Linked DNA regions of Homo sapiens: region 2 is linked to region 1. Evidence: chromatin contacts called from ENCODE Hi-C or POLR2A ChIA-PET data. All regions are on one chromosome and are shown on one strand. The core of a region is the stretch at or near the end of the contact, and the rest is flanking DNA. Distances in the headings are between cores, read along the strand shown. Region 1 holds the start of C2orf74-AS1 (C2orf74 antisense RNA 1). Region 2 has its middle 130 kb from the start of XPO1.

What was found. Hi-C counts contacts between places; a loop is a spot of excess contacts on that map. ChIA-PET counts read pairs that join two places held with the same protein, here RNA polymerase II (POLR2A). Pooled maps may share reads with other maps.
Region 2: a map of dorsolateral prefrontal cortex shows a loop between it and region 1 (3-fold over the local background). The contact joins the enhancer-like site here to the promoter of C2orf74-AS1 in region 1. A Hi-C loop is called at or near these places in 1 of 168 maps with a recorded cell type or tissue (dorsolateral prefrontal cortex) and 7 of 50 pooled maps. POLR2A ChIA-PET finds 5 or more read pairs at or near these places in 3 of 52 experiments (H1, activated T-cell and activated naive CD4-positive, alpha-beta T cell).

The regions. Positions count from the first base shown.
Region 1 is chr2:61,175,861-61,179,789 of GRCh38, forward strand. It overlaps C2orf74-AS1 (C2orf74 antisense RNA 1), which reads right to left and starts at 2,425. Exons shown (of 2, transcript NR_183879.1): 1 at 2,246-2,425. It also overlaps the pseudogene AHSA2P. RefSeq lists a silencer at 1,331-1,880.
Region 2 is chr2:61,670,226-61,674,221 of GRCh38, forward strand. No RefSeq gene overlaps it. Among named protein-coding and RNA genes, the nearest start is that of XPO1, 130 kb to the left of the region's middle. RefSeq lists an enhancer at 769-1,008. Within about 2 kb of position 1,351, at least 26 of the 41 ENCODE cell types and tissues checked have a DNase peak (open chromatin) inside an H3K27ac peak, as active enhancers do; they include dorsolateral prefrontal cortex, where a contact is called at or near this core.

The DNA.
Region 1 (3,929 bases), core at 1,175-3,674:
TCACCCCTTCTCCACCCTGAGAAGTCCCCCTCCTTCCAGTTTCCATCTTACCCTGGTCCATTGTCCAAAAGTCCGTAAGAATGATTTTTTTTTTTTTTTTTTGAGACGGAGTCTCCCTCTGTGGCCCAGGCTGGAGCGCAGTGGCGTGATCTCGGCTCAATGGAAGCTCCGCCTCCCGGGTTCACGCCATTCTCCTGCCTCAGCCTCCCGAGTAGCTGGGACTACAAGCGCCCGCCACCACGCCCAGCTAGTTTTTTTTTTTGTATTTTTAGTAGAGACGGGGTTTCACCGTGTTAGCCATGATAGTCTCGATCTCCTGACCTCGTGATGCGCCCGCCTCGGCCTCCCAAAGTGTTGGGATTACAGGCGTGAGCCACCGCGCCCGGCCAAGACTGATTGTTCTAGAACACATCTGATCGTGTCATTTCTCCATTTAGGTTGCCTCAGTGGTTGCCCATTGCCTGTATGGCCAAGTGCAAGCTCCTTAGCAGCGGAAATGAGGCTTCTTAAGATCAGGCAACCCCACCACGCTGCTCCTTCATGTGACTCTGTTATAGCTGCTTTAGTGAAGTGTGAAAGGTGAAATCAAAACGTCTTTTTGTTTTGAGGTCAAAACGCCTTTAAGCAGTGTGTTTACATGACTGTTGTAGCTTTCTGGAAGATAATGTTGGAAGGTGGTAGCTCCGGTAGGCAAATGGAGAAAATGTCTCCACTCGTGAGTGTATTTCGTGGATGACCGCAGGCAAAGGACAGGTCGGCACAGGGGAAGAGAACAGTCAGATGCTTCCACCTTTTCACTGTTCTACCCATTTCTGTGCTAACTACCCATGTAGTTAGCAGAGAACACCCCAGTAACATTGTCCAAATAGTTCGTGCAAAGTTTTAGCTAGAAGCCGAAAATTCGTGAAAGGAATCATTAATACTCCATGATAAAGTGCATCAGTTTGCAGTAACATGCGTTTGCAATCACATTCTTTCGTTCTCTCTAAAGGATTATTACGTGAATAAAATGGAAATACTCCCGCAGTAACATGGGACTAGTTGGAAAGGTGCCGGGAAGGGGGGAGGGCGAGAGACTGCGTCGCGGAAAAAACCGCAGCGCGGCAACTGGGCGCGGACTCGCTCTTAGGCGAAATCCGCAAACGGTGTGACGTGTGCGCGCTGTGGCCCCAAAGGCCGGTCTTACAGCGACCTGGGCGTTCGAGGTCGTGTCCTCGAGAGCTATAGGGAGCCTGCCGAGGCCACCTGACGGCGGTGTCGCGTCTACACTGCCGGTTGGACTCTCAGGCACCCGCTACTCAGCGCCCTGCTTCCCGGCGCCGGGAATCACGAGCCCGCCAGCACCGCGGGACTTGCAGCGCCCTCCGCCCTTCGCAGGCGGCCCAGACAGCCCCGTCCCGCCCTAGCGTTAGGAGACGCGCAGCGGAACCCCGGCGGCCCCAGCCCCTCCCCGCCCGCGCGTCCCCGCGTCCCCGCGTCCCCGCGCGACCCGCCTCCCAGATCCCGGCTGGGGCTCCCGGGCGCGCCGCGGCAGGGCGGGGCGGGGCCGGGGGCGGGGCCTTCTGGCAGTTTCTGGGAGCTGCGAACGCGCCGCCCCGGGGCTCGGCGGCCGGAAACGCTGGCTTCGGAGCCTTAGGCGCCGCGGCCTTTCCTTGTTTTCCGCCCAGTCCACGCCGCCATGGCCAAGTGGGGCCAGGGGAACCCCCACTGGATCGTGGAGGAGCGGGAGGACGGGACCAACGTGAACAACTGGCGCTGGCGCGGCTGGCGGCGGCCTCCTTCCGGGATCTGGGGAGGGCCGGGCCGCGGGAGCCGGGGCTGCCCTGGGGTCTGTGCGGGGCCGCGGGGCCAGGGGGTCAGGGGGCCGCCCCCCCTCAGCTGCTGGACGCAGGGCTCGGCCTTCGCCTCTCGGCTCGGGAGAGTCCTTGAGTACGGAGACCGGCTAGGAGGGTTGCAGCTGCCTCTTTTTGAAAGTTGGGTTGGGCCCCAAGAGTGACTTCCGACAGACCTTTCCACTCCCACCGTCTGTGGCCTGAGGGCCTTCCCTTCTCCTCCCGCCCACCCCTCTGGATGTTTCGGGGAGTTAGAAGGGAGCTGGATTGAGAGACTGTGTTAGGGGCGGGGGTATGGAACGTAGTGGAAAGGGCAGAAATTTGGATCTCAGTTCGCGCCCACCCCGCAGGCGCCTCCCGCGAGCCGGGCCCTCTGTGAGTGAGACAAGCTCCCCTTCCTTTACGCGCCTCACCTGGCGCGTGGGGAGAGGTCGGCAGCCCTCCGCCGCAGAACCTCCGGAAGGGATGTCCTCTGCCCTGCGCCTCTGGCCGGGGCTGTGGTCCCTCCAGGCCGTCGAGGGGATGCTGAGGCCGGTCCCCAGAGGAGCATGACTTGGCTGGTCCGGAGGAGCTCTGAGGGCATGGGCAATCTTGGCTCGCTGCAACCTCAGCTTCCAGAGTTCAAGCGAGTCTCCTGCTTCAGCCTCATGAGTAGCTGGGACTACAGATGCGTGCCACTACGTCCGTCTGATGTTTGTATTTTTAGTAGAGACAGGGTTTCACCATGTTGGTCAGGCTGCTCTCGAACTCCAGATCTCGTGATCCGCCCGCCTGGGCCTACTAAAGTGCTGGGATTACAGGCGTGAGCTAGATCTGACTTTCTAGTGTCCTAGCCTTGGCCCGATGGACATGTCATTTCTCTCAGCTCGTTTCTGTCCCCTAAAGTGAGAATATTGCCTGGGAAGATTACATTAGACGATGTATATGCGAAGACACTTGATAGCTGGTATTGTCATGATTCTGATTAGTTCACTACTGCTACTTTCCCTGTGGCCTAGGCTTTGCCTATTTCCAGTGGGCGAGCTAGCTAGATCCTCCTCCCTTAAATAAGCCAGTGTTTTTAAGACAGAATACTACTTGCATAGTGGACAATAATATCTTAAAGAACTGAGCAGGATGAAAAGAATTTGATAGAAAGCAGGTTTGAGGAGCACATTGGAGGTTGGCAGGTTTCGAGGCTGCTTGAGAGGACTTGGGCCGATCTGGGCTGGGCTTGGACGTGACCCTGGCACCCAGGCAGGTGGATCCCAGCTGGGGCTTCCATTCACGACTTTCTGGTCCCTGGCAGGACAGAGCGGGATGCCACCAGCTTGTCCAAAGGGAAGTTCCAGGAGCTCCTGGTGGGCATCGTTGTGGAGAATGACGCTGGCCGCGGCGAGATCAACGAGTTGAAGCAGGTGGAAGGGGAGGCTTCGTGCAGCAGCCGCAAAGGAAAGCTGATTTTCTTCTATGAGTGGAACATCAAACTGGGCTGGAAAGGTAACAGGGGCCTCAGGGTACTAGTGGGGCTGGGGACAAAGTGCGTTCATCATTCAGCGAATGTTTTTACAGCCCCTGCTATGGGCCTGGCACACTGACTGGCTCCTGAATCAGCGTTGGTAGATCCTGACACTCTGGCCACACTTGAGTTCCATGGGCCAAGAAGGATGGGGATTTCCCTTCTCGCAGCACTCGCAGCTGCTTAGAGCTCATTGCTGTCAGCTGGGCCCTCTTCTACCAGGCCCTTGTGAACAGGAGTCTCCCGGCATTGCTGCCTGGAGCACTCTTCCCCCAGGTAGCTGCCTGCCTCCTTCAGGTCTTTGTCCTGAGTAAAGCCATCTCTGTGCATCCTTGGAGACTCCTGCCTTGTGCCATCTTTCTTCCCTACTTTATTTTTCCCCAAGGCACTGAAACTTGCTTTACAAAACTATTTTGCTTACTGTCCTGCTCCCTCTTTCTGTCATTCAGTAGGGTAGGGATTTCTTTTAAAAACGGCTTTTTTGAGACATAATTCACTCATTTAGTGTGTATAATTTATTGGTTTTCGGTATAGTCACAGAGTTGTGCAGCCATCACTACAATCAATTTAGGAACATTTCACCACCCCAAAACAAAACC
Region 2 (3,996 bases), core at 101-2,600, 490 kb after region 1:
AGTGCAGTGGCGCCATCTTGGCTCACTGCAACCTCCAACTACCAGGTTCAAGTGATTCTCCTGCCTCAGCCTCCTGAGTAGCTGTGATTACAGGCTCTCACCACCATGCCTGGATAATTTTTTTGTATTTTTAGTAGAGACAGGGTTTCACCATGTTGGCCAGGCTTGTCTCGAACTCCTGACCTCAGGTGATCCACCTGCCTCGGCCTCTCAAACTATTGGGATTACAGGTGTGAGCCACCACGCCCAGCCAACCTCTGGGACTCCTTATATTGGGCGAGAAGATTGAATTTAAAAGACTACTAATAATTGCTACTAGTGGGATAGCCAGTGGTGCTTTTGTGAAAGCACATTTAGTATCTAAGAATGGCATAAGTAGCTGTGAACATGAAGAACTGGTTAATACATTCATTGCTGTGGCTAGTACAGTCTTGAGATCATTACAGGGAAGTGGATGCTAAAATACAAAGTTCACATTTCATGAACTTGAATCATGATTGCTCTTTGGCTGAGCAATTCAAAAGGCTCTCTCAGAACAGGTTCAGTAAAGCCCACTTATATTTAATGCTGCTGGAGAAGAAAAGTGAAATGTCATGAAAGATATACTGAAATTAACCCAAGGCAGACCCTTTGCTATTTGCAGGTCTATAGTAGGACCATTTTACTTACTAGCTTTGTTCTGTGACCTTATAAGTGTCTCTTGAGCTTCCAGCACTCGATTTTTCCCTCAGATACATTTCCCCTGTACTGCTTATCTTGTAAAATTAACTACTGTGTAACAGATGTATGAGCCAAAGCTAATTTTATGAGAAACTTGAGTGAAAGGAAATCAATCTTTCAAGGTCCCTGAAGTCCTAAGATCATAAAGAAAAGGCTAAAGAAGTAGTTTCTGGCTTTTTGCTTTTGATTTCCTTCTTAGTTTCAGTTTTCTTTTTCTGAATCTCTCTCCCCAGATCTTCCCTGGCATATATAGATGCTCATAAACAAAACAATGACAAACACTGGGCTGTTAGAAAGGTCACAGCCCTGGCTGCCAAAAGACACAGTCAGGCTTGCTTGTTAGTGGAAATTTACAAATGATAATGCGCTGCCACTTTTGCTTTAAGAGCTACTCCCACTTGGGGACCTGAAACTGTAGTCTCCAACACAGCAAAAATTGACTAATTATTTGATTTACCGGGAGGAGCCCTACTGATCAAGTTCATTTACAGTTATTAGTTCATTCTACACACTGTCACAGTTTACTTTTGGCAACCACAGAAACTTAGTACTTTCAAGTGGCAAAAATTATATTATTGTTGAGTTACAAAATCATGGGCTATCCCCATTACCGTAAACCTAATCTTAACTCATGCTGAAGTTTAAAATTCTAAATTGTTTTCAGTTTTCCTCCTGGTTATGAGATTTTGTGTGTGTATGTGTTATGTAAAACACAAATCTAATGACTGTTTTGAAAAGATCTAGGCAAAGGGTCATGACAACAATTCAGCTATTTAGCACAACTCTCTGTAAACAAATCACCAGAGAAAGGCTTAAAGTGAAGTAATAATTCCGGCTCATTGTCAGTGAATAAACACCAGACAGCTATAGACATGTTTAATGCATTCCTGCACTCTCTTCAAATACAAATTAATACAAAATAGCATTTTGTGACTTGAAGTAATTGCCCACATGGCTGAGCTGTGTATCTCCAGGAGCTGAATAATTTAAGCGTGGATTTATGTATGGAACATGCAATGCTCTGAATAAATATTTTGAAATGAACATTTATTTCACAGAAGAGGCAAGGAAAGTGGAGAATAAATGCTGGCAAGGGAGACACTAGACACAAGTGACAATAGTGCAAGCCAAACTGTGCTCTGCTAGAGGTGTAAACAAACTACCGCCTCAGCACCAAGGAGGGACAATTTAATTCAGATGGGAGCACAAGCATCCCAGAGAAAGGGAAGTCATGCCTGGGCTTCCCGGGAAGATGAGTATTATTTTGATTAATACAGGAGGAGGGAAGACATTCCAGTGAGAGGAATGGTGGAGGGAGTGAAATAGAACGAAAAGCATCACCTAGGATAATTCTGGGTGAGGGAAGGGTGGATGGGAATGGTAGAGGTGAAATTGTGGGGCTAGGGGCTCATTTTGAAGAGCCTTGAATGTTGTCCTAAAAAGCATGAATCCATTAAAGAAAAAAAATTTTCTTGATGACATTTTTGTATCATTTTTTAAATTGAAAAATAAATAAGGCTGGGTGCAGTGGCTCATGCCTGCAATCCCAGCACTTTGGGAGGCCGAGGCGGGCAGATCATTTGAGGCCAGGAGTTCAAGACCAGCCTGGGCAACATAGCGAAACCCCATCTCTACCAAAAATGCAAAAAAATTAGCCAGACATGGTGGCACACACCTGTAATCCCAGCTACTCGGGAGGCTGAGGCAGGAGACTAACTTGAGCCTGGGAGGCAGAGGTTGCAGTGAGACGAGATCTTGCCACTGCACTCCAGAATGGGCGACAGAGTGAGACTCCGTCTCAAAATAATAATAATAATAATGATGATAAGAATAATCATAAACATAAACATTTAAATACTATGAAAAGTAGTGAAAAATACTCGGAGAAGTAAAAAGTTAGTTTTTTTTTCTTTTTCTGTCTTTATTTTTTATTTTTGCCTTACAGATTTCTAGGAATATAAAAAAGTTTTTTATATAATAATTCCAGGCCCGGCGCAGTGGCTCATGCCTGTAATCCTAGCACTTTGGGAGGCTGAGGTCAGGAGTTCAAGACCAGCCTGGCCAACATGGGGAAACTCTGTCTCTACTAAAAATACAAAAATTAGCCAGGCATGGTGGCAGGCGCCTGTAAACCCAGCTACTCGGGAGGCTGAGGCAGGAGAATTGCTTGAACTTACAAAAAATACAAAAATTAGCCGGGCATGGTGGCACACACCTATAATCCCAGCTACTTGGGAGGCTGAGGCACAAGAATTGCTTGAGCCTGGGAGGCGGGGGTTACAGTGAGCTGAGATTGCGCCACTGCACCCCTGCCTGGATGACAGAGTGAGACTGTCTCAAAAAAAAATGTGTATATATATATATATATATATACACACATTATATATATATATATAAATATATATGTATATACATGTATATATATATATACGTGTACACATATATATATATATATATACACGTGTGTGTGTGTATATATATATATATATATATATAATGAATTCCACAATTCCAGAGATAACCATTGTTAGGGCAAATGAGTATTACTAAAATTTATTTTATTTTATTTTATTTTTTGAGTCAAAGCCTGGTTCTGTCATTGAGGCTGGAGTGCAGTGCCCCTATATTGGCTCACTGCAACCTCTACCTCCTGGGCTCAAGCCATTCTCCCATCTCATCCTCCCAAGTAGCTGGGCCTACAGGCACATACCACCACACCCAGCTAATTTTTGTATTTTTTGTAGAGATGGGGTTTTGCCATGTTGGCCAGGCTGGTCTCTAACTCCTGGCTTCAAGTGATCTGCCTGCCTCAGCCTCCCAAAGTGCTGGGATTACAGGCGTGAGCCACTGTGCCTGGCCTTGGAATTTTAATAATTATTGCTACATTTCCCTCTAAAAAGTTTGTATCTATTAATACCCTCACCAATAGTGGATGAGGTTGCTTGTTTTCCCACATATTTGCCAACATTGGATATTTTCATTCTTTTAAATCTTTGCTGGCCAGGTGCAGTGGCTCATGCCTGTACTCCCAGCACTTTGGGAGGCCGAGGCGGGTGGATCACCTGAGGTCAGGTGTTCAAGACCAGCCTGACCAACATAGTGAAACCCCATCTATACTAAAAATACAAAAATTAGCTGGGCATGGTGGCTCACGCCCATAGTCCCAACTACTCAGGAGGCTAAGGCAGGAGAATCGCTTGAATCTGGGAGATGGAGGTTGCAATGAGCTGAGATCACATCATTGCACTCCAGTCTGGGCGACAGAGCAAGGCTGTC